Linked DNA regions of Homo sapiens: all the other regions are linked to region 1. Evidence: chromatin loops called from intact Hi-C (ENCODE). Cell type or tissue: mammary epithelial cell. All regions are shown on one strand.

What was found. Hi-C counts contacts between places; a loop is a spot of excess contacts. Peaks named below come from ENCODE experiments on the same cell type or tissue, not always from the same donor. Only the 100,000 strongest peaks of a DNase experiment are listed, where the experiment ranks them.
Region 2: a loop joins it to region 1, with 4 times the contacts of the local background. A loop is called at or near these places in 2 of 110 quality-filtered maps.
Region 3: a loop joins it to region 1, with 13 times the contacts of the local background. A loop is called at or near these places in 5 of 110 quality-filtered maps.
Region 4: a loop joins it to region 1, with 3.0 times the contacts of the local background. A loop is called at or near these places in 3 of 110 quality-filtered maps.

Annotation. Positions count from the first base shown.
Region 1 is chr5:151,920,722-151,928,721 of GRCh38, reverse strand. It overlaps GLRA1 (glycine receptor alpha 1), which reads left to right and starts at 3,871. Exons shown (of 9, transcript NM_000171.4): 1 at 3,871-4,228. The coding sequence starts at 4,173. RefSeq lists a silencer at 3,379-3,591. In mammary epithelial cell, a CTCF peak has its summit at 4,665; no DNase peak of the experiment used is centred here.
Region 2 is chr5:151,820,969-151,828,968 of GRCh38, reverse strand. It overlaps GLRA1 (glycine receptor alpha 1), which reads left to right. Exons shown (of 9, transcript NM_000171.4): 8 at 1-48; 9 at 6,006-6,456. The coding sequence ends at 6,296. Among named protein-coding and RNA genes, the nearest start is that of G3BP1, 53 kb to the right of the region's middle. RefSeq lists a silencer at 7,667-7,961 and an enhancer at 7,667-7,961. In mammary epithelial cell, a CTCF peak has its summit at 3,417 (motif pointing left); no DNase peak of the experiment used is centred here.
Region 3 is chr5:152,139,588-152,147,587 of GRCh38, reverse strand. All of the region lies in intron 1 of LINC01933 (long intergenic non-protein coding RNA 1933), which reads right to left. Among named protein-coding and RNA genes, the nearest start is that of LINC01933, 180 kb to the right of the region's middle. In mammary epithelial cell, a CTCF peak has its summit at 4,550 (motif pointing right); no DNase peak of the experiment used is centred here.
Region 4 is chr5:152,267,208-152,275,207 of GRCh38, reverse strand. LINC01933 (long intergenic non-protein coding RNA 1933) reads right to left here. Exons shown (of 3, transcript NR_109876.1): 2 at 7,853-7,943; 3 at 4,759-5,013. Among named protein-coding and RNA genes, the nearest start is that of NMUR2, 130 kb to the left of the region's middle. In mammary epithelial cell, a CTCF peak has its summit at 3,589 (motif pointing right); a DNase peak (open chromatin) is centred at 4,867.

The DNA.
Region 1 (8,000 bases):
TCTTAATTGAAACAAACAAAAAAATAGTTGAAACACCCTTTAGCTATAATTAGGGTGCTTGTGTTCTTGTCCCAGCTGCGCTATGAGTCTAAGGGGTAAGTCTATTAACCTCTCTGTATATAATTTTCCTCTTCTGTACTCGAAATGTTGAACAAGACTATCTTAAAGAATTTCTCACATGGACTTTTTCAGTAGCTCCTAACTAGTCTCCCTGCTTTCATTTTGCTCCTGCCATCCCAGAAATTTTATTCTTGGAGGTAGTACCTGCTCTAGTCCCCAACTTCCTCTCTAATCTCATCTTCTATCACTGTTCCCTGCACTCACTCTGTCCAGGCACACTGGTCTCCATGCTGTTTCTTGTACACTCCAAACATACTCCCCTCTCCGGGCTTTTACATTTGCTTTTCCCACTGCTTAGAAAGCTTTCCATACCTGCCCCCAAGGTTCACATGACTCATTCCTTCACTTCCTTCAATTACATAAATGCCTTTTCAGGAGCCATTCTCTGATATGATCACCTTACATAAAATAGCACCTCCATGCCACTCTCTGCCCTGCCTTTTTCTTTTTAGTTCTTATGACTGCCTAACTCATCATATATTTCCTTGTTTGTCTTGTTTTCCTCCAATAGAAGATGCATACCTTTAGAATAGGGCTCTTGGCTTGTTTTGTTCCCTGCTATATCCCCAGTGCCAAGAATAGTACCAGATACACAGTAAATGCTCAATAAATGTTTGTTGAATGAATAAAATAATGAATCTTTTCTAGTAATAAAATAAGTCTCACCGTGTGTCAAAATTTATTCATACTTAGTAGGGCTCAAATCTGGCTACTAGGATCTATAAGAGACCAGTCAAGTATTAGAACTACGCTGGAGTCAGACTACACAGAAAAGTTACCAATAGAAATGAGCCATTAGCTGAAGCCAATCCATTCCATTCCTTGAAGATTTTTGTTTCATAGCATGGTAAGCTACAATAAGGTTAGACTTAAATATTTATTCTATGCAGTTTCTTGCAGTGAGAAAAGTGGCATTACTACCCTCATTTCACTTAGGCCTGGAGTTTAGTCATTTATCCAACATAACCAACCTTTTTGAAGCAGAGATAAAATAAGGACATAAATCCCTGACGGCCAAGCCCACAGTTGTTTATTTTCAATAGTGACCTAAACAAGAACAAAAAGATCTGTACAGGCATAAATATGTGATATGTAGGGTAAAAAGTGTAGATTAACATGAGGGACTCTTCCCACTGAACTTCTGAAGCAACTGCATGTTCCAAAAGTTTATCTTATATACTGTTTATTTTATACACTATCAGTATATACTGTGTTGTTTATCTTATATACTGTCATATCCCCAATACTTGGCACATGCTCATTTCATGTGTACTGATTAAATGAAAGTATCAGCCTCATAGTAAACAGAGGCCTATTAACAAACAGGTGCCCCTCCACCACCCCAGGTAATAATTACTCTTACCTCCTGCACAGGCCACAGCCTTGGAGCCACTCACACTCATGAACAGCAACACACACTCAGCACCCCTTGAAGGAAAAGAAAAACAAATTTCCACATACTGCATCACACCTGGCTATGCAGGTATTTCCTAGTCAGATGAGGAACCAGGACAAAATTGCCAGCTTACGGCTTGTTTCAGTACTTCTAGGACCACCACAAAGACACACATAGATACATACACATCTATGTGTATGTAGAGAAAGACCCATTTACAAATACAAACGTACAAATACACATATGCATATCAAAATCACTTCAGAATTAGGCACGATACAAATCATAAATAAATTTGTATACACAGTAACCTACAAGCTGGTTTTGCCCTAGCATACTCACAAATGTACACAAACACATACGCAAAGATAATACTTACCTCAAGGTTTGACTGTGAAAAGTAAATGAGATTATGTGAATTCACAGTAATTTCTGACACATAGAAACCATGCTAATAAAGGTTAGCTCTTGATTACATATATAAAAATACATATATTATACATTATATTTAAATTTGTATCCAACTCATATTAATATACACCTTCAAAACAAAATTTCCTTTTCAGTCACTATGCAGAATATCATGGAAATTCTAGACTGTGGGAGCCAATAACAGAACCGGTAGTGTGGGGTATGCTATTGTAGTACAGGGGGAGGGGAGGGGAAATCCTACTGGTAAGAGGCTAGTAAACAAGACTTTTCAGATCCTTTCTGCTTGGGAGAAGGCCTAGCCTTGGAGGGAGCTGAGCTGATGAGTATTCTTGGGAGATCAGCCAAAGGAGTTTCTAACGTTATTGGGTAAGGAGGAGGGGTTGTCCTCTCTCAGTAGCCTTGGGCGAGAGAGTCCCCAGAGTCCCAATGAGTTCAAATCAGCCAGAAAATCCTTTAAAGTATTTATCCTATAGTCCCACAGCTTGGGGAAAATCTGATTAACTCCATCTCACCAGATGGGCTTTACAGTGAAATGTATAGCTGGTTTCTAAGATTCAAATAAGGTGGGAAAACAGAGGAAGAAATAACGAAATGTGAGTCATAACACATCCCTGTGTGTACAACTTGGCTCTGCCATCAATTTGGAGCAAGCCACAGCTCTGTGAGGCTCAGTTTCCCCAGCATATAAAAGGCGAATAAAACTGTCTCCTGTCCAGTTGGAAGAAGGTGCTTTTATTCCCTCTCAAAAGGGTGCCAGCCACAACACCTCCCACTCAACGCTGGAAACTGCTCAAAGAATTTCTCTCGTATTTCCCTGCTGCGGTGACCCTGGAGGGGGTCTTTATCCACCAGACTTCTTTTTGGATATTCCTCCTTTCTTTCTAGGGCCAAATATTATAACTTCAGAGCTCTTTTAAAAAAAATCAGGGATCTGGTTCAACTCTTCCCTTTTAAAAGGATAAATTGAGCCCAGAGCACGTCTTAACAAGGAACCATGTGTTTTACTCACATACAACTGCATTCTTTAAAAATCAAGGCAACCTTTTGAGAGACCTAGAGAGATTAATTCCATATCCTCTCTCACCCCACCGCTTACACGGAAAGAAGCTTGGGGGTAGGAAGGGGATTGCGCAGATCTCGTCCAGCACTCTAAGCGTTAAATTCAACCCGGAGTCTAACAGGCTATTGGCCGAATACCGGGAGAAGATCTGGTTTTCGTAGCCGCGGGCCAATGAACACCTCGAGTGGGAGGGTTTGAAGATACTAAGGAGTTTTCCCCCTTTTTTTTTCCCCCTCAACCCCCTCCCATCGGCTATCACCCCTCCCATCCCCCACGCCTCCAGTTTGTTAAATTAATGCAGTAAGAAAGTCTGAAGATCTGAAGGAGTCTTGACCAAGGGAAGATGAGCGAGCTCAGAAAACCGAGATGCATCTGAGACATTGGGCTTCAGAGCCCCGCGGGGTAGCCAGGGACCCCGGTAGCCCCTGAAACTTGCCCTGGGCTCTCTGACGCCTGCGGCCCCGAGCAATGGGACACCTTTTCTGCAGTGATCACAACTTATTCGGCGGGGACCGGGAAACAGGAATAGCAAGGCGACAGCAGACCCGCACAGAGGCAGGAGAACGAGATTCCGAGACTGGATTGCGATGCGCCAGCCTGGCACACTCTCCGAGATTTAACTGAAGGCAGCGCCGTCAACCGCTTTCCCCTCGCCCCTAACCCCCTCAGGCCGGCCCAGAGCCATAAAGCTCTGTTCTCTTTACCCAAGATGCTCGCCCAATCCAACGGTCCGAGGCCAGCGCTCTGATCTCCACAGAAGATTTTTTTCCTTGCAGGGAGCTGGCCGTTTAAACAGAAAAACAGGGGTTTAAAAAAAAAAAAAAAAAAAAGGAAATATACCCACCCCCAAACGTGCCTCCCCAGCGCCGCAGGGAGCCAACAGACACGCTGGAGTTTAACAAACAGCAATACTCTTCGCGCTCCTGAAAAGCAGGTCTGGACGCTCTCCGTGGTGCTGAAACGCCTCGCAGCCGCCGCTGTCCGTGGTATCTACGACCCCCTCGCTCCAATTTCCCCTGGGGCTCTCCCTCCGCGCCCCTGTTCCCCGCCTCCCTTTAACATCTGGATTATTTTTTGCAATAGCGCTTTCTGGTTTTGTAAGTGCCAATTTGAAACATTTTTGCCCCCATAACTCGTGGACTACAAAGCACAAGGACCTGAAAAATGTACAGCTTCAATACTCTTCGACTCTACCTTTGGGAGACCATTGTATTCTTCAGGTATGCAATTTTCTACTGACCACATCGCTCTGATGGAAATGGGGGGAAAGAGTACGGAGGCTACCTCTGTCCGTGGTCCCATCATTTTGGGGAAGAGGGGTGCTGTATTCCACTGCAATCGGGTCCTTCCATCCCCCGTCTCCCTTCTCCCCCCTCCCACCCCCCGCCACCCACCCCACCCCCGCCCGCAGGGTGTCTGGCTTGTGCGTGGAGGTCTGAGACAGTCGCTGTTCTGGCAGCTGTTTGCCTGTTTCTTACGGTTTGTTTGTCCTTCTGTCTGCTACACCCCCCACTATTGGTCCCCAGCCCCACTGCATGTTGGCTTTCACTCGGCTGAGGACTTTAAAGGGAAGCTTTAGGAGTTACTCAGTTTAATTAGGACTGCATTCTCCCTAACCGCAGTGCCGAAAACCTCAGCTTTCCCGTCTGGGAGCCAAGTGACAACTAGCGGTGACGGGGAAGGTTGCACTCAAACTCGCTGGACACAGATCATTTCATTTTCTGTCCTTTTTTGCTGTTGTTTTCTTTTTCTGCGAAGAGGGAGGGGGATTACTAAGGCTGAGTGCTTGGAAACAATAGTATTATAACCTCAGTGTGTAAAGCCCTGAACTTGGGTGCAGAGTGGATCTATTTAGGAACATACTGGGAAACATTTCCCTTTTGAAACTTTGACTGCCTCTTTCCCCAACCCACCTTTCCAAACTCTGTTAGCTGCAGATCCTGAACTCATGAGCAATCTTCATTTGCTTTGTTTTTAAATTTATGCTTATATTTGACTCAACAGCTGAGTTATCCCATCCACTGTCTCTCAGGTTAAAATTTTCTGCCTGAAGACTTGTCTTTCTTATGTTAGTAGAAGTGAAAAGTGAAAAATCACCTCTTTAAGAAGCATTGAAATAGATAGTCCTTTAGTAAGTGTGTGAATCATACCATCTTCAGAGATGGCTATGATAAATTCCACTTATATGAATTGAAAAACATTATTCTTCTTCCATGACATGCAGGGATCATTAATCTTCCTCATTTTAGATGCCTGCCTCTCATATTTTACTGTGGCATTGGATTAACAGTCATTTGAAAAACCCACCCCAAATTGTTTTTAAAAATAAGTGGTCACCAAATATTACCCTCTCCCAACATAAAACAGCAAATAATTTTTGTTTTATTACAGTTCATAGGAATTGCTGATTTGACTAATCTGTTGGCTGGTTTATTAAATGACACCTCCCCTCAAATAGTAAGTTTCTGTATTTCAGTCTCTTTTCATGTCTCTTGAGATGAAGAAAAGGCATCCCCCCTTATCTGAGATACCCAATGCTAAAGCTTCTAATCTCCTGTTCAAACAATTATTTTGTAGGCCACAGAGTCCTGACCACAGATCAGACTGCAAATAGTCAGAGAGTCAGATAGAATGAAAAAGTACAACAATCCAGGGCCTTATGAAACGTATCAAAATGTGGCTACTTTATGGGGGAAAGGGCAGGAAGTATTCTATTTATAATATGAGATCCTTTATCCCCTGCATATTTAATAGAACTACAAATGTATGGAGGTTGGGTACTTTGTAACATTTGTATGCAAATTGATTCTCTGCTTGGTCTACAGGAGACAGAACTGAACCAGAGAGATTTAAGAGCAAATTAATAGAACCAAGCACATCTTTCTCCCCACACACACTCTCTCTTTTTTTCTTGATGAGCAGTATGCAATGCTTGATTTTCCTCTCCAGACATTGTCTTTCACAAAAGGGAGACTCAGTCTAAAAGGTCTGGATTGTAGTCATTTTGATAAGGTTATGAATCCACTGTGTTAATTCTTCAACTAAGCTGGTGGTGGCCTAACAGAAAACATCATTCTACATCTCTTTCCCCTACGTGCGTGAACGCACACATGAGCTACAATGGATGTGGGATATAATTCTACGTGTTTATAAGGAAAGAAGAGTTATAACTGTGGAGAGCTGGAAATGTGGGTGGCACCACTGCACTTTCAAAATATAGGAACGGCTACTTCATTAGGGGAGTAAATGTTGATTTTTGAAACACAATACAGACAATAATTGAACTCAGGAAATTCAGCAATTTTTCAGAGAGATTAAAAAAAGGTCACAAGGAAGCAAAGTGAGCAGATTGTATTTGTTCAATTGGTATTTTCATTTCTAAGTCACTCACTTTTAAAATTCCAGGTGAAAATACAGAAGCATTATAATGTGAGGACTTATTAGAATGTATTTGGGGGTAGATGGAGGCTGGCAGGTCTCTAGCAGGTTCCATGTGAATAAACCCTTCTTCCCCAGGGGATGGGTGCTGTGTTGGAATGGCCAATCCAATCATCTCAGTCACCCAGGTACTCCTTAGAATAAATGATGCCAGCTGCTCACCTTGTTGGGGAAATCGGGGGCTAGGAAAGGCTCTCAATAACAGACATGCTGCATCAGCACATAACCAGCGAAATGGCAATAACAACAGCAAAACAAACAAACAAAAACAAAAATCGAGTGAATGAGGCGGAAATCCCATATGGTACCAACACAGAGGAGGAACTGGGTCTTAGAAAGGGAAACATGGGGTCCTGGAAGACAAAAAGCATTGCATGCTCATCAACTGTGTCTTCATAAGTAAGATCGGGTGATTTGGCTAAAGTTCCTGATTTGATATTTTAAAAACCTATGGTTCTAAAATTCAGTAAGTGGCATTCTGAGAGTCAATAACCTAAATGTTTTCCCTTATTTTCATTTGAGAATGGGGCCCTGTAGCCAGACTGGTCAAAAATAATAGGCAAATTTTTTTAATGGTAGAAGCACGTTTCTTTCAAATGTCCTCTCAAGCCGAAGTGAACTTGGCTTTGATCCCCAGAGCCCTTACAGAGGCTTATGGCTGGGTCAGGCCCAGTATGACCCCAAAATTCTCTTGCCTTCTGAGCAACTCAAACAGACACATGTTTCTCCAGCTCTGCGCTGTTGACACTTTTAACTGGATAATTCTTTGTTATGGAAGTTGTCCTGGGCATTGTGGGATGTTTAGCCGCATCCCTGGTGCTAGTAGCACTACCTCCCTGAGTCATGACCATCAAAAAATGTCTCCAGACCTTGCCAAATATACATCCTGGGCAAAGGGGAGACAAAATTGTCCAAGGTTTCAAACCACAGTACAGAATGACCAAATTTTTAATCAGCTGCTCCAATGTAGTAATTATAACGAGGAGGAAAGTCTAGCTTCCTTGAGAAAATGCCCCTCATGAAATATATAAAGCACCCTGATAAAACAAAAATGGACCTAGCATGTGCTTGAGAAGGGAATAAAGGCAGGGAGATAAACCAGATCTAATCCCTGGGTGGTTTTCCCAAAAGATGATCAGCTTTTCTTTAATGTGCTACTTCCCTCTTCCATCCCAGTAGATGCTTCCTTGCACTGGATTTTGTACTGAATATGCCACTCAACTGCTAACAAAGGTCATCAAAACCTTGAAGGGAAGATGTTTCTATCCACATTAGGATCAAAAGGAAAATGACAAATACATTGTTTCATATCTCAGTCCTAAAGAAAAAACCTACCCAGTTGAAAGGTGAATGGGCTTTTCCTTGAGGTGGCCCCTGTGGCTTCTCCATCTCCAGGCTTGTCAAGAAGGGCAGATGACTGTCTTGATTTTTCCCTTCTTGAAGGAGAGCTGTACTCCACCTTGAATCTTACCTGCTGCATTTTGGCACTGCAGAACGTGCCTAGGAGTTTCTGACATGGCCCAAGGACTTTTCTCCAAGGAATGAAGTTCCTTG
Region 2 (8,000 bases), 100 kb after region 1:
CAACATAAGGAGCTGCTCCGATTCAGGAGGAAGCGGAGACATCACAAGGTAGGCCTTTGGGTCACTGCCTAAGGAGGGACAGCTGTTAGTAAACAAAAGAGTTCTAAGCAGTATTGTCTTGTGTTATTTGTTTCAATGGTCCATCCTTCTCAATGTGCAAGGCAGGTTAGAAATAGGAATTAAAGACCTAGAGGTCTCAGCTTTCCCTCCCATAAATAATGCCCTAGGTGGGTCTATAGGCAGTCACTCTTCGAATCCTAACAGTAACACTACAGAAATTATCAAGTTATACCTAAAGGCGCAACTGATTAACTAAAAGCTGATGGGGTCAAGAAAATAACTAACTATAAACCTAAAAGATTGGGAGGTGTCCACTGGCTTTTTTCTGCAAGACTGCATTGTTTTAATAGGCTTGATTCCAGAAGACAATTGCACCACAAAAGGTGAGATCTTAACGTAGAATGCCCAGGTTCAGGCCTTTGCTTCCTGCCTCTAGGAAAGAGGCAACAAGCAAGATCTCTGCCAGAGTGGGTTCTCTCTCCATATGAGGGATTGAATAAAGGAATATTTGACAGGGCACCTCTGAGAAGTTACCAACCTCTGTTCACGAGGTTGTGCACTGACCAAAGAATGCCAATGGGGAGCATGCAGCCTGCTGGAGCAAACTGCTCCATACCGTGGGTCCATAACTAGTTCCCCAGAAGATCCAACCACCCTAGCTTTTTTCTTAGTTCTTCAAACATACACACAGGATTTTAAATATCTTGTTCTCTTTCCCTGTACTGCTCTTCCAGTGCACTGTGTGTCCTAGCAAATGCCACGTTCTACTTGAACTTAATTTCTAAACTTCTAAAAATGTATCCTGATTTAAAAGCATAAATTCAATGATGTGATTTTTTTAAAGCCGATCTCTTCCACCAAATCGCAAGCTCCATAAAGGCAGAGACCGTGTTTGGTTTTGCTCTGTGCTATATCCCTGGTGCCTAACACAATGCCTAACATATAGTGAGCATGCAATAAGTATTTGTTAAACAAATGAACAAAGGGATAAACAAAAGATTAGGTTGGTGCAAAAATAATTGCAGTTTTTGCCATTAAAAGCAATAAAGAAGAAGCCTTCAGACAGAGAGTCTGAAGTTTTTCCACTGACAGATTAGGGCAACCAGGGACCCACACATTATGACCTGTCATAGTGTTGCAGGTCACAGTACATACCTGCAATATGCCAGGTCCTACAAGCTTTAGACTGACCTATTTAAAATCGTTGTCTATTAATCAGTAAAGCTCAAAAATAAAATAAAACAAAACAAAATAGTTGTCTGCCCAGGCGCAATGTGCTGTGACAAAGGACCCTGCCTCTTTAGTTTTCTTTAGTATGAGACTTTGAGCTAGCCTACTTGGGCCCAGGTTCTTCATGTGCAAAATGCGTATAAAGGGAAATTCTGGTGAGAATTAAATCAGAGGATGCCAAAGTAGCTTTAAGTTTTGTTCCTGCCGCACAAGTGCCAAGGATTAAAATGATTACATATACACACATTTCCATCAGTATGTTTCTTAAACATCAGCAATCTGATTCAATTAACTTCTGGCAGTTTACCACAGGGAGGAGGCCGACGTTCCAATACAGAAGATGTCCATGGGAATTAAGATATCACCATCCTTCTAAACTACATTGAAGGAGGAAATTGTCTTGGGTTCAGCAAGCCAGATAGAACTTCTTAAATGACCCCTAGTTTTAGTTACTCTATATTGTCCATTTAATACCTAGCCTCTGATGCTTTAAAAAAAAAAAAAAAAGTCTATTTAAGCAACTGGCATGATGGCTTGTGCCTATAATCCCAACTACTAGGAAGACTGAGGTGAGAGGATTGCTTTAGCCCAGGAGTTCCAGACCAATGTGGGCAACATAGTGACTTTGTCTCAAAAAAAAAAAAAAAAACAGAAAGAAAGAAAGAAACTGACCAAACGTAAGTATCTCTAAGATTTTATTTTTCCATTTTCCCTATACACTAGCTGCTTTTTGTAATTTCATCTGCTAGAGACATTTGTTAAAAACACTGATTTGAAAAGATCATGTCCAAGATATTTTACTAGCACCAGCCCCTTTGATTGAGCACTGCACAGCTCCAGTAGATGCTGTTTGTATGGACTAAAATGGGAATGGAGCCTCCTGAAGATATGTAGTATGGTGGGCCTATGGTACTTTCAAAGGCTGCTTCTACGCTCCCTAAGTATCTACCAGTTTGACACACTAAAAGAAAACAAACACTATCTCTGGCCAGATAAAGTGTGAATAAGGCCACTAGCTAGATTTGATCAGATTCTCCTGCTCTGTTCCCTCCTTTGAAGATACCTCAGCAATCACCCTATCCACTCCTTCCATGCAACTGATGAGAGAGACCCACAATAGCAAGGCCAAGTCACCGGTATCATGAGGCACTGATGGCAAAGGCAGGAGAGGTGCTAAAAAACCCGAGGTTCTTCTCCAAACATTAACCATACCACCATGAGTTCTTATCTGTTCATCAGTGTGTCCATCCTGAAGCAGATAAAAATTGTCCTGCATTTATTAGATCTTAAATAAAAACTAAGCCTCATCCCATGGCGAAGGTCAAAAACTAGTAGCCGGAAGGCCAGATTTGGTGTGCAAATATCTGTACTTTGGCCTGGAGTGTTTTTAAAATCTGGACTTAAGGGGTCAGCATTTAAAAACCACACTTCTGGCTTCACTAGAAAAAAAATCACAGCATCCAGCCACACTGAATGTGCTTCCCATAAGGTATTGGTGCACTGGAACTGCCTTTAGGTAGGGAATGCATTTTCCAGTTAATACCATCCCTTCTAACCAGGGATATTTTTCAGCCCCAACTCACTTTACCACTCACATTTCTCCTGCCTGCCTCCTTCTATGCATTTGAATTAACGTAATCTCATTCATAAGGGCTCTTAAGTTGGCCCAAATGTCAGAAATTACAATGATGCAGAAGTGAGCTCACCATAAAGAATAGTTTCCTTAGAGTAAGCCGCTCTGGAAGTGATTTGTACCCTAGAGGTGTACAAGCTTCTTCTGCAGAAACTCTCTTTAACAGGAAGTTTGCAGAAGGGATTTTAAGTCCCAGATGGTGAGTGGAGAGGAACTAGCTACATGCCTGAATTTCTCAGAGCCTGTGATCTTGGACAGCTTTCCCAACTCCCACCATCTTCCCATGTTGCCTCATTTGTTGTGCACAAAGCATCTGGTTCTCGAATTCTCTGGCCAGCCTCCTTAGGCAAATTATCAGGAAACCATATCTGTGAGCACCAGACTCAGCAGGCATACTACTAGCAACTTCCCTGAGCTCCAGAGTACACTACCAGATTTCCCCTGCTCCAGCTCTAAGCAGCTCCAGATGCAGTTGGGCATGCATTTCCTGCCACCTGCTGGTTCCAATAAGAATAGCAAGCCTTTTACCAGTCATTCCTAGGGAATTTTTCTCCCAGACACAATATGAAATTGATAATCCTCTAGCTAGATGGGGCCTTCAATCCAAACCTCTACTCCTCCTACTCCCATGTTTAACAGATGAGAAAGGCAAAGAATAATTCACCCAAAGCAGCATAAAAAGTTAATTTGGTGCTTCCCCCTACGTAACTAGGTCCCAGTTTAAAATAAAAAATAAAAATAAAAATAGAACAACACCCCAGCTCCAGCAAGGGGAGATTTTCATTGAAATGCAATAGAGTCAGACTTAGACCCCCTTCTAAGTACTAGGTCCAGCAATTTGGCTGGCTCTCCCCAACTCCTCTCCTTGGCCCTGGCATTGAATCTTCTACTGTTGCCCTATTCATAGACAAGTACTTACTGAGCACCTGTTTGCCAGGCACTGTAGGTGGCACATCCTCTTCCTCCTCACTTTTGCAATGAAGATGTTGGACAAGATTCATTCATTTTCCAAGGATTTCTTCAGCATTTACCATATGTCTCAAACCCTTCTGGTGCTAAAAATACAACTCCATTTAAACAAACAACAACAACAAAAAAGGACACTAAAGCTGGTGAAGATATACAAGTAAACATTTGTTCAACAAACATATACCAAGTTTTGAGCTTATGAACCAGGGACTATGTTCATATGTTCAGTGTTGAGAGTGCAGTGAACATGACAGACTTTGCACGGAGCTTATAATCTAGTAAGAGACAGACGCTAATCAAGAAATTACCATACAATGTGATAAGAGCTTTAAAAAAAGACGGAGATATATACAGAGAGCTTATGGAGCACACAGCAGGAGCGGCTAGCCTATACTTGGGAGCTCAGAGAAGGCTTCTAAGGAAGAATTAGGTGAAAGAGGAGTTGGAGACAAGAGATGGGGTTCAGAGTGTGTTCTAGGCAGGGAGAACAACTTGCACAAAGGCCCAGAGTTCAAGAAAAGAACCATGACATTTTCAAATATAAGGAAATATTTCAGTGACTAAAGCATAGAACACCAGATAGAAATGGCACAAGATGAGACTGCAAAAGCAGGCAGGGTCCAGGTTCTAAGGCCTTGTTTATCATGTTCAGGATTTTAATTAACCTGAAGTCAGTGGCAGCCTATTAAAAGGTTCTAAGCAAAAGATGACCAAGATCTGTGTTATAACGACTCAGATGGGTTGGGTGGTGGGGGCAGATTGGAGGCTGTTGCAATGGTGGGCTGGACACAGTGGCTCACACCTGTAATCCCAGAACTTTGTGAAGCCGAGGCAGGAGGATCTCGAGGCCAGGAGTTCAAGACCAGACTGGGCAACATAGCGAGACCCCCATCTCTACAAACAAGATAAAACAAAACAAACAAATCAGAAGGTGGCCTACCCTACAGGAGAGATGGAGAGGCACCAGTGAATCCTATACTGAGTTTTTCTCTGTTGGCCCGGTCCTGCACAGGAACAAGCAGAAGACGGTGTTCTTTTCCTGAAAGCATTATCTAGTTGGGCAATGTGAGCTGATAAAACTTCCCAATGCCAACATTGAATCAACAGCTGAGACCAAAACATTAGACTCTCAATTCCTCCTCAGAGCTCACATGCAACGATAACAAAGCTGGACATGAGGAGAGCAGACAATAGTGCCTCCATGATTCAGACCAGGGCAAGACCACCATGACCTGGGAAAGAGATGAACTAGAAGGATCAGGGCAGCAGGCATTTTGGTAGTGAGCATAAGGAAGGGACGTGAGAAGGCACAAGAGAAAATGTACAAACCTGGAGGGCTGCAAAGTATCTGGTGGGGGAGAAGGAAAGCCTGGAAAGGTAAGTTGGAGCCAAATGATGAAGGGTCTTGAATGAAAACTTAGTAAAAATCCAGAGGTCTGTCTGAAGTTACAACTGCCAGGGATGTGGGAACGTAGAGGCAGGAAGAAGCTGTGGCTTCCCTGGCTTGTAGAACGGAAGTGAGGCCCAGAGCTCCTGCTCCATCCTGGCCCATAGCCATCCCCCTTACCACCCACTCCTGGGAGTTATTAACTGGGGAATGGGATGGGGAAGAGGGCAAGGAAGCAACAGAGGCAAAGCAGGGGATCTGTCCAAATTGTCCTCTGAATTTCTAACTAAAACCCAGTACAACCTTGAATATGTTCTCAATTATAACCTCTGATGGTCAAAAGAAACTTGTGGAGTAGTGGGGAGAATCTTATCCCCCAGGTAGAAGAAAAAATGAAATAAAAATCCCCGAGACTCACAGAAGGAAATTACTTGCCTATGGTCATACAACCAGCAATTGATAGAGCTGGGACTTGAACACAGGTCTCCAGACTCTAAACCACATTCCTATCCCCTGTTTTGCATCTGTTTCAGCAGGCAAGTGGCGCCCCTCTATAAGGCAGAACTCCCCAGCCAGCCAAAAAGCCTCCAGAAACCTAGAGTGATGCAGTCTGGAAAGCAGGGAGAACCAGATAGGCATGGCCTGGCCCCCAAGGGAGTGCCTTGCAGGGAGGGTGCCTAGCCCCTGTCTTATTTTAAGTAGAGCCCCATGTTGAATCTATTCCAGGAGGATGAAGCTGGAGAAGGCCGCTTTAACTTCTCTGCCTATGGGATGGGCCCAGCCTGTCTACAGGCCAAGGATGGCATCTCAGTCAAGGGCGCCAACAACAGTAACACCACCAACCCCCCTCCTGCACCATCTAAGTCCCCAGAGGAGATGCGAAAACTCTTCATCCAGAGGGCCAAGAAGATCGACAAAATATCCCGCATTGGCTTCCCCATGGCCTTCCTCATTTTCAACATGTTCTACTGGATCATCTACAAGATTGTCCGTAGAGAGGACGTCCACAACCAGTGAAGGGTCTGAAAGGTTGGGGGAGGCTGGGAGAGGGGAACGTGGGAATAGCACAGGAATCTGAGAGACTAAGGAAGAGAAGGGGAACGGAGGGAGGGGGCACACTTACACAACTCTCTCTGCAATATGTGCAATAGCAAAATGCAGTGATGCATGAATTTTACAATGTGGCACTATTTAACCTCAGATGGGCTGTGGGCGGGGGGTCAGGAGGGACTTTTCTAATACAGCAACTGAGGGCTGGGAGGAAAGGAGGGGGTAAGGGCAGGGGGTGGGGGATTGGGGAAATAATAGCTTTCAAAAATCTGTCCATGGGCTGTGCAGTTTTCCTGTTTGGAAGGAGAGCGCAGTCTGCCCCAGAGCAGAAAGAAAGTAATGTAATATATGATATATATTCATGCTTAATATTAATGCAAAACCCCAAAAACAAAAGATTTGTTTCTTAACCTATCAGCCTAGTAACTGCTTAAATTTTTAAAGTCACGGAAGTAACGGACAATTTTTCCCAGAGTGGAAACAGTCACAAATAAGCTTGCTCTGGTGTATGTCCCATATCATACCCCTCCAAACGCCATACCTGTCTTCAAACTGACCCAGGCGGACACATGCCAAAAAGCCATTTTGCCTCTGCTTCAAGAGGGCTGTGTGGTATGGGAATGGGTAGTGGAAATGGGGACAGGTAGAGAGACGAGAAGGGAGTGACTAAAGAGACGGACATTTCAGAGGCCAAGGATTGAGAATGTAGGTAACCCCAGCTCAACCCTCACATCTCAAGGCTGAGGACCACAATTGCCCCTCTCTGAGCCCTCTTGCTTCTGTGCTTCAACAACGCCCCACTCACCCTTCACCAGCACCCAGAAATGGCCAATGTGGTTTTCTCATTATATTGCCAATATGCAATCTTTTTTATGGTTAAAAAAAGTAATAATCTTGAAAGATAATATGCAGATAGACTGAGTGTAAACAGGTACTTTTTTCAAATGACTATTTTTTTGGAGAGTCTCTTTGGAACTGCAACTGAGTGCATGTTTGGGAAGGTGGGGTCAGTGGTGTGAAATATATTTATTATCTAGTGGTTCTACAGAGTAAAGTTTTAAGAGGTGAAAGGGCAGTGTTGAGTCTACTGCCGATTAGGTATAAATGGGTGGAGAGAGATGGTAATGTGGTAATGTTTAGAAAATGTTTGTTATATTTTGACATATCATATATCATAATGTGCAAAGTTTGGGGGGCTGACCCCGTTATATTTTTGTAAGTCTGTTTTTTTTCCTTTTAGGTGCTTTAACATTTAGGAAAGTTAGACAAGTATTTCTCTTTCCTTTTAATTCTGAAGTGCCAGAATTGTCCTGGGACAGGTAGGGCACTCCAGAAAAAAAGAAGGACCAGCAGACGAATTTAGTTTGGGGGTGGGGTGGGTGGGCATGGTCCTACTGACAGAAATGGATATCACAGATGGGAGGTCTGCAAGGTGGAGACAGCAGGCCTCTCTGTCCAATGTCAACAGCACTATGCCTGAAATAATGGCACCATTGTCTGAAGCATTTTCCCTGCTTTGGCCCATGGCCAGAGTACTGGGGTTCCATTTCTTTCTTTGCACTTTAGTGTCTGAGCTTTGGATCAAAGGTGTATGTAGAATGTTGAGATAGCTGACAATCAGTTTGTACTGAGGCCTGGGGTTTCACATGTGTCTTTTAAAAATCTCCAACT
Region 3 (8,000 bases), 220 kb before region 1:
AGAAGAAGACACAGACTATCACTGGTTCTACATGTGACACTTGGAACTAGTTCAACCCTTTCATCACCAGCTTAAAGATGAAGCCAGCACTGAGAACAGAAACAGGAAGCAGAAAGACCCAGAGTCCATGAGGACAGTATCCAGCCACTGCCTGAATGTTGCCTAGAGACTGCCCTGCCTCTGAACTTGGAGTTATGTGATGTAATAAACTGTATTTATATTTGTTTGTGCCAGAGTTTTCTGTTAATTGCAAGCAAAAGCTTCTTTTGTGTGTTTTCTGTTAATTGCAGTCAAAAGCTTTCTTTTCCTTTCAGGCCACACACATGACATAAAACTGACCCTGGAGCTTCTGCCCCACATCATCGAAAGCAACTGCAAGAAGCAGAAATGAGACAGGAGGGGAAAGAGATCTGACAGTGTTGAGGTCCCTCGGTTCTGTGACCCTGCTCTGCGCCTCCCTCTGGACTTGAGAAAGCTTGGGTCTTTCCAACTCCATGTCCCACAACAAATTCCCTGTGAGCCCTCAGCAGGGATGTATCAGTCTATTCTCATGCTGCTAATAAAGACATACCAGAGACTGGGAAATTTATAAAGGAAAGAGGTTTAATTGACTCAGAGTTCAACATGGCTGGAGAGGCCTCAGGAAACTTACAATCATGGCAGAAAGGGAAGCAAACATGTCCTTCTTCACACGGCGGCATCAAAAAAAGTATCAAGTAAAAGGGAAAAGCCCCTTATAAAACCCTCATATCTCGTGAGAACTTACTGTCTCAAGAACAGCATGAGGGTAACCTCCCCCGTGATTAAATTACCTCCCGTGGGGTCCCTCCTATGGCACGTGGGGATTATGGGAACCACAATCCAAGATAAGATTTGGGTGGAGACACAGCCAAACCATATCAGATAGGGTCTGCACAACAGCGGAAGGAGCCCTAGTTAAGTGCTGGGAAAGGAAGTTTTAGTCCTGCTCTTACCACCGACTTGCTGAGCAACTCTGGATCAGTCTCTTCACTGGACCTCTTATACCACCTATAAATGAGGAGTTTGATGGAATATCTTTCACGATTAAGAAACGTGTCCCAGTAATTCCACTCCTGTGAATATATCCTACAAGTAAACTCAAATGAACACTGAAAGATGCAGCACAGAGATGCCCGTTGCAGCATTATGTGTAGTAGCAACCTGTCTACCCAAAAGTTGTGTAAATGAGCTACCACATGCGCCAAATCGGGCTCACAGCCTGTTGAGGTATGACTTGTGAGCTAAAAATGGTCTTTACATCTTCAAAGCATTGTTAAAAAGAGAAATAGGACAAGAAAGAGGAGGAAGAAGAGAAAGGGGAGGAGAAATAGGTGGTACAGAGATCCTATGACCAACAAAGCCTACAATATTAGGTATCTGGTCTTTTGCAGAATACATTCGTTGGTCTGTAAGCTATAGTATAAACTTCCTGTGAAATAAACGGGCCATTGAAAACAGAAAAAAAACCCTCATGCGCTGACATGAAAGGAGATCTACTACATATTGTTAAATAAAAAATGCAAGTATCAGAACAGCATGAGTAGTCTGATTACATTTGTGTCAAAATACAGGATGCAAGTTATTTATAATGTATATGCAAATAAAATATCTGAAAGGACACGCAAGAAACTTAACAGTTATTGCCTCTGGGGAAATTAGACTGAAATGAAGGTAGTGATAGGGAGAAAAATCCTTTTATATTTTACTGTATTTTCTTCTCCACTCAGATTTTTACTATAAGCACGTTATGGCTTTCACCACAAAAATGAGCCAGTTGGACAGTACGATCTCCTGGGACACCTTCAGTTCTGAGTCTCTCTAGAATAATAACTTCTAACACTGAGTTACTATTTTTTCCAATTTGCTACTACTATGATAAACACATTCAACTTTTTGCTTCTTTTAATCTTCATAACCACCTCCTGAGGTTATGAACACTTTCTGCCAGATGAGGAGCCTCAGACCCAGAACTGTGATTTTTACCCGAGGATTCGAGGCTCTGTCTCCACTGCCTCAGTTTCAACAGCAACACCATCTGGCCTACCTGAGTGTCTGAGTGAGTCAGAGCGGGTCAGAGTGAGGTTAGCTAAATAAGCAGAAAAGAGCAAAAGATATAACATATGATTTAAAGAAGGCCAGAAAGGTAATATAGCCAAATAATTCTCTTTCTTGAGTCCATTTTAGACTGCTAATGAACAGAAGGCCAGGGTGAGAGGTAAATTTTTCACTTGGAAGTAAAGGAAAAAGGGTAAGTGCTTTTGATCACCCCTCAAATCATATGTAAATGGAGCCTACTCTGTCCATGGGGGAGGCTGTATGACCATGGGTAAACCGAAGGCCCTCTCTGAACCTCACAGCTCTTATTTCTAAAATGGGGAGGTTAGCCTGGATCAGGCAGGGATCATATACTGTTGGGTTACAAAGTGTTTACAAGGCCAAGCTGATCAAGATAATGGATCAGGGTGGAAACTGTAGGGAACTAGAGAATTCTTGACCTATTTAAAGCAGGGCAGAGTCTTTTTTTTACTTATAGATTGCTGCCAAGGGGGAATGCAGACCAGTGTCATCAAATGATCTGGTTTTCAAGAGAAGCCAGAAATTCAAATTTCTAAATGAAAAAAAAAAAATCAAATTTTAAAATTGTGTCATCTCATCCTAACATTGAAAAAAAAAAAAAAAAGAGCACTCTAGTGCCAAAACAAATGCATCCACGCATAGCCTACAGGCCTGCCAATCTGCCTCTAACAGAAAAGGTCATCAGGGACACTTGGAGCTCCAAGTCATTGAGTCCCTGATGCGGGTTGTAAGGGCTGCATTCCCCAAAGGGCAAATTCCATTAAGCTTCCATTTGAAACATCTATCACAACCCTACCTGTTTCCTTTCTCCCAGTTACATCTCCTGCTCACCCCAGCAAATAACAATTGGCAAAATCCAGAAAGTGAAAGTGCCAAGCAAGAGGAGGAATAAAGCATTGACTTCAGCCATCTGTAGCCAGCAACAGGAGATGAAGTACACCCTGAGGAAGTCAAGGCATCCTTTGCTCACATGACTGACTGTCTCTTTCCTGGGGACAATCCCTACAGAAATGGCAGAAAAGTCTCTCTCTCTTTCCCCTCCTGCATTCAAGCAGCCACTTGCCTCCTTTCTTTCCCCTCTGCCAGTATCCTCAGCTTTTTTTCGCCCACACCAGCGATTTCCATGCACGGGAACAACACTCCATCTAGAAGTGACAAGCCCCCACCACCAGCAGACTGTGACGGCCCAGCTTGTTCTTCATTCTGACGTGGCTGCAAGCAACACTAGGCTCCTTGGCGACAACCTCAAGGTGATTGGAATACTGAAAGCCCCAAGATGGGTGTGTTCATGTGCACGTGCACACGTGATAAGAACAGCAATCATTCGAGCTCTTGACAGCCCTCACACTGTAGGAGCAGGAGAAGCAATCCATACAAGGGAAATGGGAAAATAAAAACTGCCATATTCAAGCATCAGCCATGACCCCCTATTGCATGCAGAATAAAGCCAAATTCCTGCATTCAAGGCCACCTACCTCCCAGTAGCTTTTCCAGTCTCATCTTGAACCACACTGTCTCTAGAAAGCTATACATCAGTTACTTAAATATTTTCCCTAAACTCTCCCACCTCCCAGTTTGCTCACTCTAGCTAGAAGGTGCTTCCATTTGGAAAGAGGTAGATTTTTATGTTTAATGAAAAAAAAAAACTTAGGAAATTTTGTTCTAGCAGTTCCATTACAGAACCACCAAAAATAATTTCCAACTAATACCACTAGGCAATCATGGAACTAATGGTAAATATTATTTATTGAGCACCTACTATGTGCCAGATACTATACTGAATGCTTTATCTGCCTTACGTTATTTCACTCTCACAACCACTCTATTAGATGAGAACACAGAGGCACATAAAAGCTTAAAGGATACCCTATCCAATATCACACAGCCAACGCATGGCAAAGCCAGGAGTCAAGCCCAGGACCTCTGTCTCCAGAGCTTTCAGCCTCACCACTGGGATATATTGTCTTTCTATGGGAAGATGCGTATCGAGGAAAGGGAAATGAAACAGGATGGGGTAGTCTGAGTTTTAGTCCCTGCTGGGTCTTTGTCACTTTGGACAGGTCATTTCACCACTCTAAGCCTCTGTTTGGCCCTTCTCTAAAATCAGAGTCTAAATATAAGACCCAAAGGATGCGGTTTGTGATGCCATATACAAGTAATTTCATCCAGATTTATTACAAAAGAGATAAGGGGAAAAAGAATAGCACAACTGAGCTTAAGGGAATAGAATGTTTGGGGAACATAACCAAAATGGGGTGGCAAACAGAGATGTGGATAAGTTAAGCCACGGAATGATCTAAAAGTACACTTCTCTGAGACAGCCTTTGGAGAGGCCTGTTGTGACTGAAGGGACCCTGGGTACTCTACTCAGAAGGTTTAACTCCAGGCTGAAGCTCTCAGCCCCTGGGTGAGGGTCCAGATAAGCATCACTGCAGATTCTCCAGTGTCCAGCAGAGGGCACCCACGTCCACCTACTCAGCTGCTCAGAGAGACTTGGCAATCTGGCTTCAGACATCCCCTTACAAGTTACTTGTCTATCCTGCCTTGTTTCCCCTGATCCATTTACCAATGGGACTGGAATAAACCAAGGTATGGGAATAGGCCATTTAGAAGCTAAATTTGCTCCTATATGCCTCTGAATTTCCAAGAAACATGTTTAAAAGATGACGAGGCTGTGCAGCGGTCCCGTTCCTCCCCTGCCATTCTTCTTTGTTCCTCGGCCTCTCCAAGCAGAGTCCAGGAGATAAGAGAATCTGCCTGGCTGGCACTCTTGCTGCAGCTTCTCTGGTTACTCTCGGGGGATTCCTGATTTTGTTGAGAAGGGTTTCTCTTTATCAAATCACAGGCCTCCTCCGAAATGGCCCAAGAGACCATCACCGCCTGCCGGGTGCTGAAATATGTTATCATTAGGCTCAACATGCTATTTAGTTAATTAAATGTCATGCTTTTGATGGCATTAATTAGACCCGCTGCCGATTCCTCAGAAAACAAAACCAAACAAACATAAAAAAATCACTCCTAACCCAGGGAGACTCAATGGAGCCAAAGTGAGATCTTCCTAAATCCCTCTCTCCTCCCAGGACAAAATTAGTCCACATGGATCTTTGAACAGCTCAATGAGCTTCATGATGTCATTTTTCCTTTGAGGGATGATGTTATTAATGTTCCTGGTATTTTAGAGCAGTTAATGTTTTTATTAATAATGACATAATTGTCCTTTATAGGAATGTAATATTTTAGAGGTTGCTATGGACTGAATTGTGTCCCCCTCCAAAAAATTTATATTCATAAGAGTCATGTATAAACAGGTAGCCACATATCCAGAGATCTAAGAATTACAATGATGACAAAGGGTCAAGGTGGACAAATAGTCAGATGTGTCCAGGCACTACCAGGAAAACAGCAACATAAGGCAGGCCCAAGATTGACGGCATAAGTCATCAAGTTCCAAGATACAGACATAGGCAGCAGGATCTAGTAGAAAGGCTATTGAATGAGTGACCAAAGGCCTGTCTCTTATTACTGGTGATCTTCAGCAAATCATTTAGTATCTCTGGACTTGGTTTCCTCAGCTTCAATTGAAAAGAATGGACAAGACAATCCCTAAAAGTTCAACCTCCAAATCCTGATACCAGGGGTCAAAAGTAAGGCAGAGGCAAACTTCTAAGAGTCTGGGCTACTAAGAATTTTGCAAAGCAGAACCAGTGTCCAGATGTGGAGAGCCACAGTAGACAGGCTTATGATAGTTTAATGGGGGACACTTTTGAGAGTTAAGCAGGAGCAAGTCATACTTCATCAGTGATAATATGTATAAATGGACACCACCTCAGCAAACCAGTTCATGCGGCCTCTAGCTTATGGGAGATGGACATCTCAGAACCTCAGACTGTGCCTCATGCCCCACAGTTCTCCATCTGCCCAGCATGTCCTGATAGCACTGTCCTGCTTAGCGGATTCATCCTATCTTGGCTTGGCTTGTGTCCCAACACAGAGGTCCACTTGGGGCCAGGCTGGGGGTTTTCAGAACAGTCTAAATCCTCAGCAGATTCCTTAGGTTAAATGAGAGGGATAGGCAGATTCAGCAGGCAGAGGCTGAGCCATTCTGAGATATGGCCAAGTTACAAGAAAAAGTATATTCAGGCTGGGCACAGTGGCTCACACCTGTAACCCCAGCACTTTGGGAGGTCAAGGTGGGTGGATCATTTAAGGTCAGGAGTTCAAGACCAGCCTGGTTGACATGGTGAAACCCTGTTTCTATCCAAAAATACAAAAATTAGCCAGGCATCATGGCGAAGGTCTGTAGTCCCAGCTACTCAAGAGGCTGAGGCACAAGAATTGCTTGAACCTGGGAGGTGAAGGTCACAGTGAGCTGAGATCCCACCACTGCACCCCTTGGGCAACAGAGTGAGACCCTGTCTCAAAAAATTAAAAGTATATTCAACTAGGACCCAGGAAATCTGAGTTGTAACACTAGATAGGTCATTGAATTTACGTGTATCTTTGTGAAAGTCACTTAATTTTTCTGAGCCTCAATTTTATCCCCTATACAATCGAGGGAGAAGCCTGGTTGTTGTCTGGAATTTTCTGCCCTAATATCATAGCGTATTACACTTTTTATAAACGTGGCACTTTACCTTGGCAATCTGAAGTAGAAACAGAAGTGAGGTTTTAGATTTTCAGCTTCTCCTTCAGACAGTGAACTCTCTAAAAGCTCTAACCATGTCCATTGCACTAGTTCTAGATATAGTGAATGTTAGGAATGATGATGGCTACTGTGAGGAGGAGGTCACCACAGTAGAGTTGACAACACCTTAAATAGCTCACATGTATACCACAGCATTTTAAATTCTGTTTGGATGATCAAAGGTAAAATGATATTTGCGTTACTCACCAGTCCTGATAATATCATTGAGCACCTAGATCCAGCCATGCCTGTAGTTAACATACTCCCTATTTTCCAGTTACATGAATTAGTCACTTTCCCCTTTTATCTTTCATGGGTTGAAAAGTTCTCTGTCCTGACTAATCCTGTTGCATTCCATTTCTATCATTTGTAACTGAAAGAGGCCTCAGAATATACAAGACATCAAGAAAGTAAGATTGCCACATATAATACATAATACAAAGCTAGATTTAGATGTCTCTGCAGGTTTTCTTTTGTATAGGTCAAGAGTCAGAAGGGGGAAATTTTAGAACCAAGATCATGCTGATGTCAAGAATCTGCCAGATTAAGTTGCAGAACTGTTTGTTGAAATGCCCTTTTACCCAGTCATGCTGAGCATTTTAAACAGTCTGCAGTTTGGTCCTCAGAAACTTAGCTACCTAAAGAGAAGTATCTATCTCTTATGATGGCACAGTGTTAGTAAAGTAGACAAACACTCCAAAAAGATGTGCCGATGAGCTGTATGTAATATATACTTGAGGACAGTGACAGCCACTTATTGAAGACCTATTGTGTGCTAGGAATGTCCTGGTGGCCATTCCCACAATAATCCTGGGTATTTGATATAATTATCCCCATATCATTAACACTGATGTTCAAGATCACAGAGATTAAGTGACTTTTCCAAAAAGAGTCAGTGGTTCAAAGCTTGGTCTCCCAAGTTCAAGCCCAGTGTTCCTTCCACCATGCCACAGTAGCTTTCTATCCACAGAATGAAGGGGGGTCAGTAAGATACTAATAGCACCAAAAGAGGGGTAAATAAAAACAGCCCAGCCTTGAAGGTGGAGGTGCTTCAAAAGGAAGCACCTGTTTCCAAAGGGTCAGAGCCTGTGGTAAGGAAAGGCATGAGACAAGCTGTGTTCACTTCCTGACAATCCTGCAAATCCTTTCCTAAACTCATCATTATCTTTCTTTGCTCTTCCATCTCCATGTAACCCCCAAAATCAGTCTCAAAGTCATA
Region 4 (8,000 bases), 350 kb before region 1:
GATATTTAGTTTTACCAACTAAAGGGAATGAAGAGAATGTTATTTCCCTGTTGTGTGTTCTTGGCACCTTTGTTGAAAATTAATTGGCCACAGTTGTGTAGGTTAATTTTGGATAAGGAGTTAATATCCAAAATATACAATTAACTCAAACTACTCAATAACATGAAAACAAATAACTCTATTTTAAGGGCAAAGAAGCTGAATAAACATTTCTCAAAAGGAGACATAAGAATGGCCAACAGATATATTAAAAAATGTTCGACATCTCTAATCATCAGAGAAATGCATATTAAAACTAAAATGAGATATTACCTCGTGCCTGTTAAATTAGCCATGATCAAAAAGATGAAAGATAAGTGTTGATGAGGATGTGGAGAAAAGGGAACCCTTGTACACTGTTGGTAGTATTGCAAATTAGTACAGCCATTTTGGAAAACAGTATGAAGGCTCTTCAAAAATTTAAAAATAGAATTACCATATGATCCAGCAATCCCACTTTTGGGAATATATCCAAAGAAAATGCCATCAGTATGTTGAAGAGTTATCTGCACTCCTATGTTCACTGCAGCATTATTCACAATAGCCAAGATAGGGAATCAACCTAAGTGCCTATCAATAGATGAATGGATTTTTTAAATGCAGTATATGCACACAATGCCATACTATTACTCCTTAAAAAGCAGGAAATCCTTTCATTTAAGATAATATGAATGAACTTAGAGGACATCATGCCAAGTGAAATGAGCTAAGCACAGAGAGACAAATACCACATGATCTCATCTCGTTTGTATGTTGGATCTAAAAAAAGTTGAACTCAGAATTAGAGAGTAGACAGCAGACTAACACAGGAACAAAAAACCAAACACTGCATGTTATTACTCATAAGTGGGAGACGAACAATGAGAACACATGGACAAAAAAAAAAAAAAGTAGAGAGTAGAATGGTGGTTACCAGAGGCTGGAGGTGGGGCAGGGGGTTGTGGACAGGGAAAGGAGAGATGTTGGTTGAAGTTTCAGTTAGGAGGAAAAGGTTCTGGTGGTCTATTACATAGCATGGTAATTACAGTTAATAATTCAAAAGACTGGATTTTAAATCTCACCACAAAGAAACTGTAAGTATTTGAGATGATGGATCCACCTAATTTGATCATTTCACAATGTGTTCATGTATTGAAACATCACATCACATTGTACCCCATAAATATGTATAATTAACATTTGTTAGTTAAAAATAAAATTTTAAAAAGGCAAGTGAGAACAATCATGTAGCACCCTGTAGGCCACAGTGAAGAATTTGAGTTTTATTCTAAGGTGGCTGGAAGCCACTGAAAGTTTTACGCAGGGTAGGACACTATACAACTTATATCTTACAGAGATCATGCACTTGACTTATAAAAACACTCCATGCAGGATCCTTCCTATTCTTTCCTGGTTTGTAGAAATCTCTGAGGCCCTAAAAGAGCTCAGAGTATCAAGACAAAGGTACCCTGTTGGGGCTCCTAGATAATCATATGAGTGGCCCCATGCTAACCAGGAACACTAATGTTGAGTTGTTATGGAGTAAAAATTCACTTTATTTTATTAAGCCAATGAGAAAAGAAAGGAGGAAAAGAGAGAGAGACGGAATAAGAGGAGGAGAGAGGGAGAGGGAAGGATTATTCTGGCTGTTACATAAAGAATTCAAATGTGGGGTCAGGGAATGAACAAAACAGGAAGTATAAAGACCTTCTCTTTATTTCCCTTGTAATACTTTACATAGAACAGGTTCGTTCTCTGTCTCTCTGTCTCTTCTTTCTTCCTTTCTTCCCTTCCTTTTCTATCCCTTTCCTTCCCTCCCTCCCTCCTTCCTTCCTTTTCTTTCATGGATTCAGTCAAAAACCAGCTAAACTATGGCACGAACAAGTAGACAACCACCTTCCTTATAGACGCTGGCTGTTAGGGAAAGCAACAGAAAATAAAAGTGGCAGCCCAAGTTGACCTAAGACAACATCCACCAGGTACCCTACTTCCCCTTTCAGAGCTAGGTTTGATCTTTTTTTCATCAGATGATGATGATGATATCAAACCTCAGACTGCCTTTTCGAGTCCTTGGCAGATACGCAACATTGGCTTTCACACCATTGACTACAAAAATAACAAGGCACAGGTAATTGAGTTGCAGTCTGTAACCAGGTAATTGCTAACCCAGGACCTCCTTTGCCAGATCCTCCTACTGCCCAAGCACTATATGTACATTACATGTGTATCTATATTCATATTTACTCACCAAGAAGCATTCATTAAGCACCTACTTTGTACTAGGCACAGTTCTGAGTGCTAGTTATACAATAGTGAGGCAAATAGACAAAATCTCTGCTCTTTTCTCACTACATTAGTCAAAAACCACGGACAAGACAGATGAGACCCCTAGTCTCATAGACAAATACACATCATTTCAGATGCAGATAAAAGGTATGAAGAAAATAATAGACTGTAATAAAATAGAGTGTCTGAAGAAAGAGCAGCAGAATGCAAAGTGGGGCAGGCATGGAAGCTGGCATTCTTTTACGGAGGAAAGAGGTGATAAACAAACAAGCAAAATGTGTCCAATGGATAAAGCAGGGAGGATTGGAGCAATGATGAAAAGAATATTAAGAAGTGGGTTAATATAAAGTCATGTTTTCAAGCCTTGTGATTTTTTAGTTATGGGGGTCAGGGAAAAGAAAGGAGTCAAGGATGTCTCCTCTACTTCTGGTTTGTGCACTGGATGGTGGTGTCATTTAGGGACACTGAAGGAAAACCAAATTTGTGGGGAGAAGATCCTGAGTTTTGTTCTGAACGTTCCTCTGTGATGTTCAAATGGCGACATCAAGTAGATAGACAATCAGCATCAATGACATTCAGATGATAATTGACATTTTGAGCATGGATGAGAGTTCATAAAAATCTGATCTACACTGCAGGTTGGTATGACAGCCCCATGAATTTGTTCATGAACAGACTCTTCTACTTTCCTCTCTACCATCCTAAGATTGTGGCCCTTGTCACATGGTTCAAGATGGCTACTAGAGCTCCAGCTGTTAAGTCTGGTCAGGCAGGAAGCACACTAGTGTTTCCTCTCTGCCATTAGCTTGCTTTTAGGCCTTAGCAAACTCATTTCCCCCCTTGGACCAGTTTGTCCATTCAATTTGTCAAGTTCCTTGTTGTTTTATCACATCCTGACTCTGTGTCAGAATGGGAGTTGACTGGCTTCCAACCAAAGCCAGTCAACTATTTAACTATTTCATTTCTTATTGGTGCTTTGGATGGGAGTTTTCCAGGGAACTCAGGGTAATTGCTTTTGTCTCTGTTTCCCAAGGGGCTGACTTTGATTCAACACTCTTCTCATCTGCAGGTTAAATTTGGGTCTTTTATCTGCATTAAACTTACCGGGAACTATCCTTTATGTGGTGTCAAACACATCACATGGCTGGCTATTACTGGCTGAATTTAGACTCGCCCTTTCAGCTAAAGATCCTGGGTTGTGCTCTGATGGTCGGGGCTGAGCAAGTTGACTTTCATCTCCCTTGGGATCCTCTCTCTGAGAGCTGTGGGTAATCTGAACCAGCCACTGGGTGTCAGCATTGCTTTGTCCATTTAAAGGAAAAGTAGATATTTGTGTGGTTTGGGAGTTGTTCATGCAGTAAGTTTGGGCTCTAAAGTGAGCACAACCACTTTACAATTCACATTTTACACAATTCACATTTTTTTGGCACTTAGCATCAACCAAAGGAGTTCGCTTCTCTATCATTACATCCGGACTCTTCCTGCTCGTTTTGGCTCTTCCATGTCCCTCACCTGGATTACTGCAACAATCCCCATTTCCAGTTTTGTGTTGCTGAAGTCTATCTTTTTCATCCAGTTACAATCAGGACTGTAACAGGCTCATTTGCTAATAATAAGCCACCTGTCACTGGAGGTTTGCAAACAGAAGGAGGAAAACTACCTGGCAGGAATTTTTGTAGAGAAAAATTTATGTAAATAAATGTATTATAAATATAAATATAAACACACATATATGTTATATATATGTATATAGTCACAGGTTATAAATATTTGGTCCACAATGGCCAGCATATATAACAATGGTCCCATAAGATTATAATAACCTATGTTACTATATCTTTTCTATTTTTAGATATGTTTAGATACACAAATACCATTGTGTTACAATTCCCCACAGCATTCAATATAGTAACAAGTTGTACAGGATTGTAGCCTAGGAGTCATAGGCTATACCATATAGCCTAGGTGTGTAGCAGGCTATACCACCTAGGTTTGTGTAAATATGCTCTATGACAGCAGTCCCCAACCTTTTTGGCACCAGGGACCAGTTTTGTGGAAGACAATTTTCCCCAAGCAGGGAAGGGGGATGGTTTCCAGATGAAACTGTTCCACCTTGGATCATCAGGATTAGATTCTCATAAAGAGCACACAACCTAGATTCTTTGCATATGCAGTTTGCAATAGGGTTCATGCTCTTATGAGTATCTAATGCCTCTGCCGATCTGACAGGAGGCAGAGCTCAGGTGATAATGCTGGCTCACCCACCACTCCTGCTGTGTGGCTCAATTCCCAATAGGCCACAGACCTGTACCAGTCTGTGGCCTGGGGTTTGGGGACCCCTGTTCTAATCTATCTTTTTAGCAAAGAGAAAACATGTCTCAGGCTCAGAGCCTTGGCAGGTATATTAGCTATCTATTGCCACATTAATATCTGTAGGAAACAAAAACAACTCAGTGCCTTTCAACAATAAACTTTTATTTAGCTCAGGAATCTGCAGGTCTGTCTTTAAGACCAGTGGTTCTTTGTTCTTGGTCTGGACTTGCCTCAAAGTCATGCGGTTACATTCACAGCTGGTTCTTGGCTGGGATGACTGGACTCTGCTTCATGTATTTCTCACATCTTTTCAGTACATTATCCCAGGCATGTTCTCATTGCAGAGGAGCTATCCCAGTCACACAAGAGTTTTTCACGCTTCTGTATGTGTCAAATCTGCTAAAACAACATTGGGGAGAGCAAGTATTATGGCTGAATTCAGAATCAAGAGATGGAGACAGGAACTTGCCTAGTAGTGAGGGAGACCCAAAGTCATGTGGCAAAGAATATGACACAAGGTGGGATGAAAGATTCATTAATGGTCTCAGTGCATCTACTAGAGCAGGCAAGGTTGTCTAGCCAGAATTTAGTAGAATGTCTTTTGTTGTATTTTTTAAACTTTCTTTTGTGCCAAGTGATGAAGGTTTTCAATGACGGTAGTAATACAAAGTTTCTTTTAAAAAAAAATTTGAGACAAATGTAGGTGAATGTAAAAAAATCTTTTTCAAAAAGTAGGCCATGTTATACAGAGGTATGGCAAAAGTTATCAGAGGAAGGGAGTGACAAGTTAAGAAAACTGAAACAGGATGACTGTAATTGAGACTGCAAGCAGGGGATGCATGCAAGAAATGTTGCAGACTAAGCAAAATCAGGTTACTCCATGTGAACACACTCCATGTGTTCTGCTGAGTTAGGCTAAACAAACATTTGTTGAGTGTCAACTACCTGCTTGACACAGTAGCAGAAGCCCGAGTAATAAAGATGAAAAGCTCAAAATCCCTCCTAAGGCAGTAACTATAACTTTGACATACTAGGGTAAACTGTACATATAGTTGATGTGTTTCTGGGTATCTACAGAAATAGCACTAAGCTTAGGCTGGGAAGTGGGCTTTGGGAAAGGACTTCCCAGAGAAGGCTCTGGAAGGATGAATAGAGGGTGCCCTGGTGAAAAGGGTAAGAGAGGCAAGAAGGGGGGTCTCCAGGCTTGAGCCTTTAAAGGCATGCAGAATATAAAATTCTCCTTGGAAATTTCATTCTTACTGAAGCCCCATGTTTGAGACAGGACATGAGACTAACTGTTGGGAGCAGCCAGGCGTAGACATCTCTAAGCTAGAATTCTGAGTTAGGCAGCTTAGAATTTATCCGGTTATGAACAACAGGGAGTCATGGAAGGTTCTTAAGCAGAGAAAAGACACAGTTAGTTTCGTGTTTTAGAAACTTGCCCACCTATCCCTGCATCCAAAGAGATATCACATCTAATCTAGCCACATTTAGCTATATATAAAAATACACAAGCAGCCATGTGTCACTTAATGATGGGTATACATTCTGAGAAATGTATCATTAGGCAATTTTATTGTTGTATAGACATCATAGAGCAGGGGTCCTCAAGCCCCAGGCTATGGACTGGTACCAGTCTATGGCCTGTTAGGAACTGGGCAACACAGCAGGAAGTCAGTAGCAGGTGAAAAAGCATTATCAGCTGAGCTCTGCCTCCTGTTAGATCAGTGGCAGCATTAGATTCTCATAGAACCATGAACCCTATTGTGAACTGTATATGTGAGGGATCTACGTTGCATGCTTCTTATGAGAATCTAATGCCTGATGATCTGAGGTGGAATAGTTCCATCCCAAAATCATCCCCCAACCATCTGTGGAAAAATCGTCTTCCACAAAACTGGTTCCTGGTGCCAAAAAGGTTGGGGATGGCTGGATTAGAAAGTATTAGAGAAGTGTTACAATGTACACACAGGTCAAGACATCACAGAATAACCCACCCTCCATGCCCAATGTACCCCATAAATATACACAATTATTATTTGTCAATTAAAAATAAACAAAATTTAAAAAGAGAAAGTGTTAGAGAAGTGTTAAAATACTAGCACCCAATTCAGAATGTCTCCCTGAAATAATTAGACAGAATGAAATGAAACTGCAAAGGGAATAATTGTCTCACTTCATAACTCAAATGTGATTTATAATAGTTTACATATAAAATTACCTCTCCCACACTTTGTGATAGACTGCCCTAGTTCTCACCATTTCTAACTTTTTTGTGAACAAAGGATGCTTCCAAAATTGTCTTAGGCTCATTGCCTAAAAACTAAAGCCCAAATTTGATTCAAATTCTAGGTGTTCCATGATTGGTCCCAGCTTTGCTCCCCGCCCCACGCTTACACCCACTGTGTCCCTTTCTTTGCATAACCAGTGCAACAACCCAACTTCTTCAATGTTTATTGAGCACCAATGGCAGCTGCTTAGGCAGAGCCAGACCCTAGCTAGGAGGTGGGGGAAAAGGTGATGATTAAGATGCAGCCTTCACTTTTATCAAGCTCTCAGCTTCTAAGTAAAACATGGAAGCAGCCACATAACTCTACTGTAGTGTGTAAAAAGTAATTCCAGAAAACTATAGAAATCCATAGGATTGGTATCTAACACAAACAGTCAGAAGTAGGTGAAGCTTGATTTAGAGATGGATCTGAAGGGGAATTCATGCCATTATATAAAACGAAACCTCTCCAGAGTCTTCTGCCACAATCTGGAATAAGTATATACTTTTCTGGACCCCTATCGTACTTCATAGCACATCTTTTATTATTTATACTTCATTCATCCATTCTCTTAGACTATTGACTCTTTGAGAACATTGATCATTTATCTTTGCACCCACCACAGCAGTAGCAGGTCATGAAGCAAATACCAGATACTGGCACATGTTTGGTTGATGGATGGGTGAATAGATGGATAAATGGATGGGTGAAAGAGAAGCTTTTGGCACATTTAAGTGTCTTCATTTAGGTAGCTACCTAATCCTGCGATTCCCAAATCTGGCAGCCCATGAAGTGTATTTAGGGAGCTTTAAAATATATATTCCCTGGGACCTGCTTCCTTAGAATATTCTGATTTGACAGACATAGGGTGGGTCTCAGTAGCCTATATTTTAGCACACTTACCAGAAGATCCTGATGCATCTGGTCCAAGGACTGCATGCTTAGGGATCATAAGGCTAACTCACCTGAGTGTCACATTGGCTCCATACTCTCACGTGTCCTATTTTTGAGATGCTTGGCCTCCTTTTCACCGATGGTTCAGCCTACTCAGATAATCTGCAAGAGGAAAGTACACTTATGACTTGGAAAATTCCATAAGGAGTTGTAACAGCA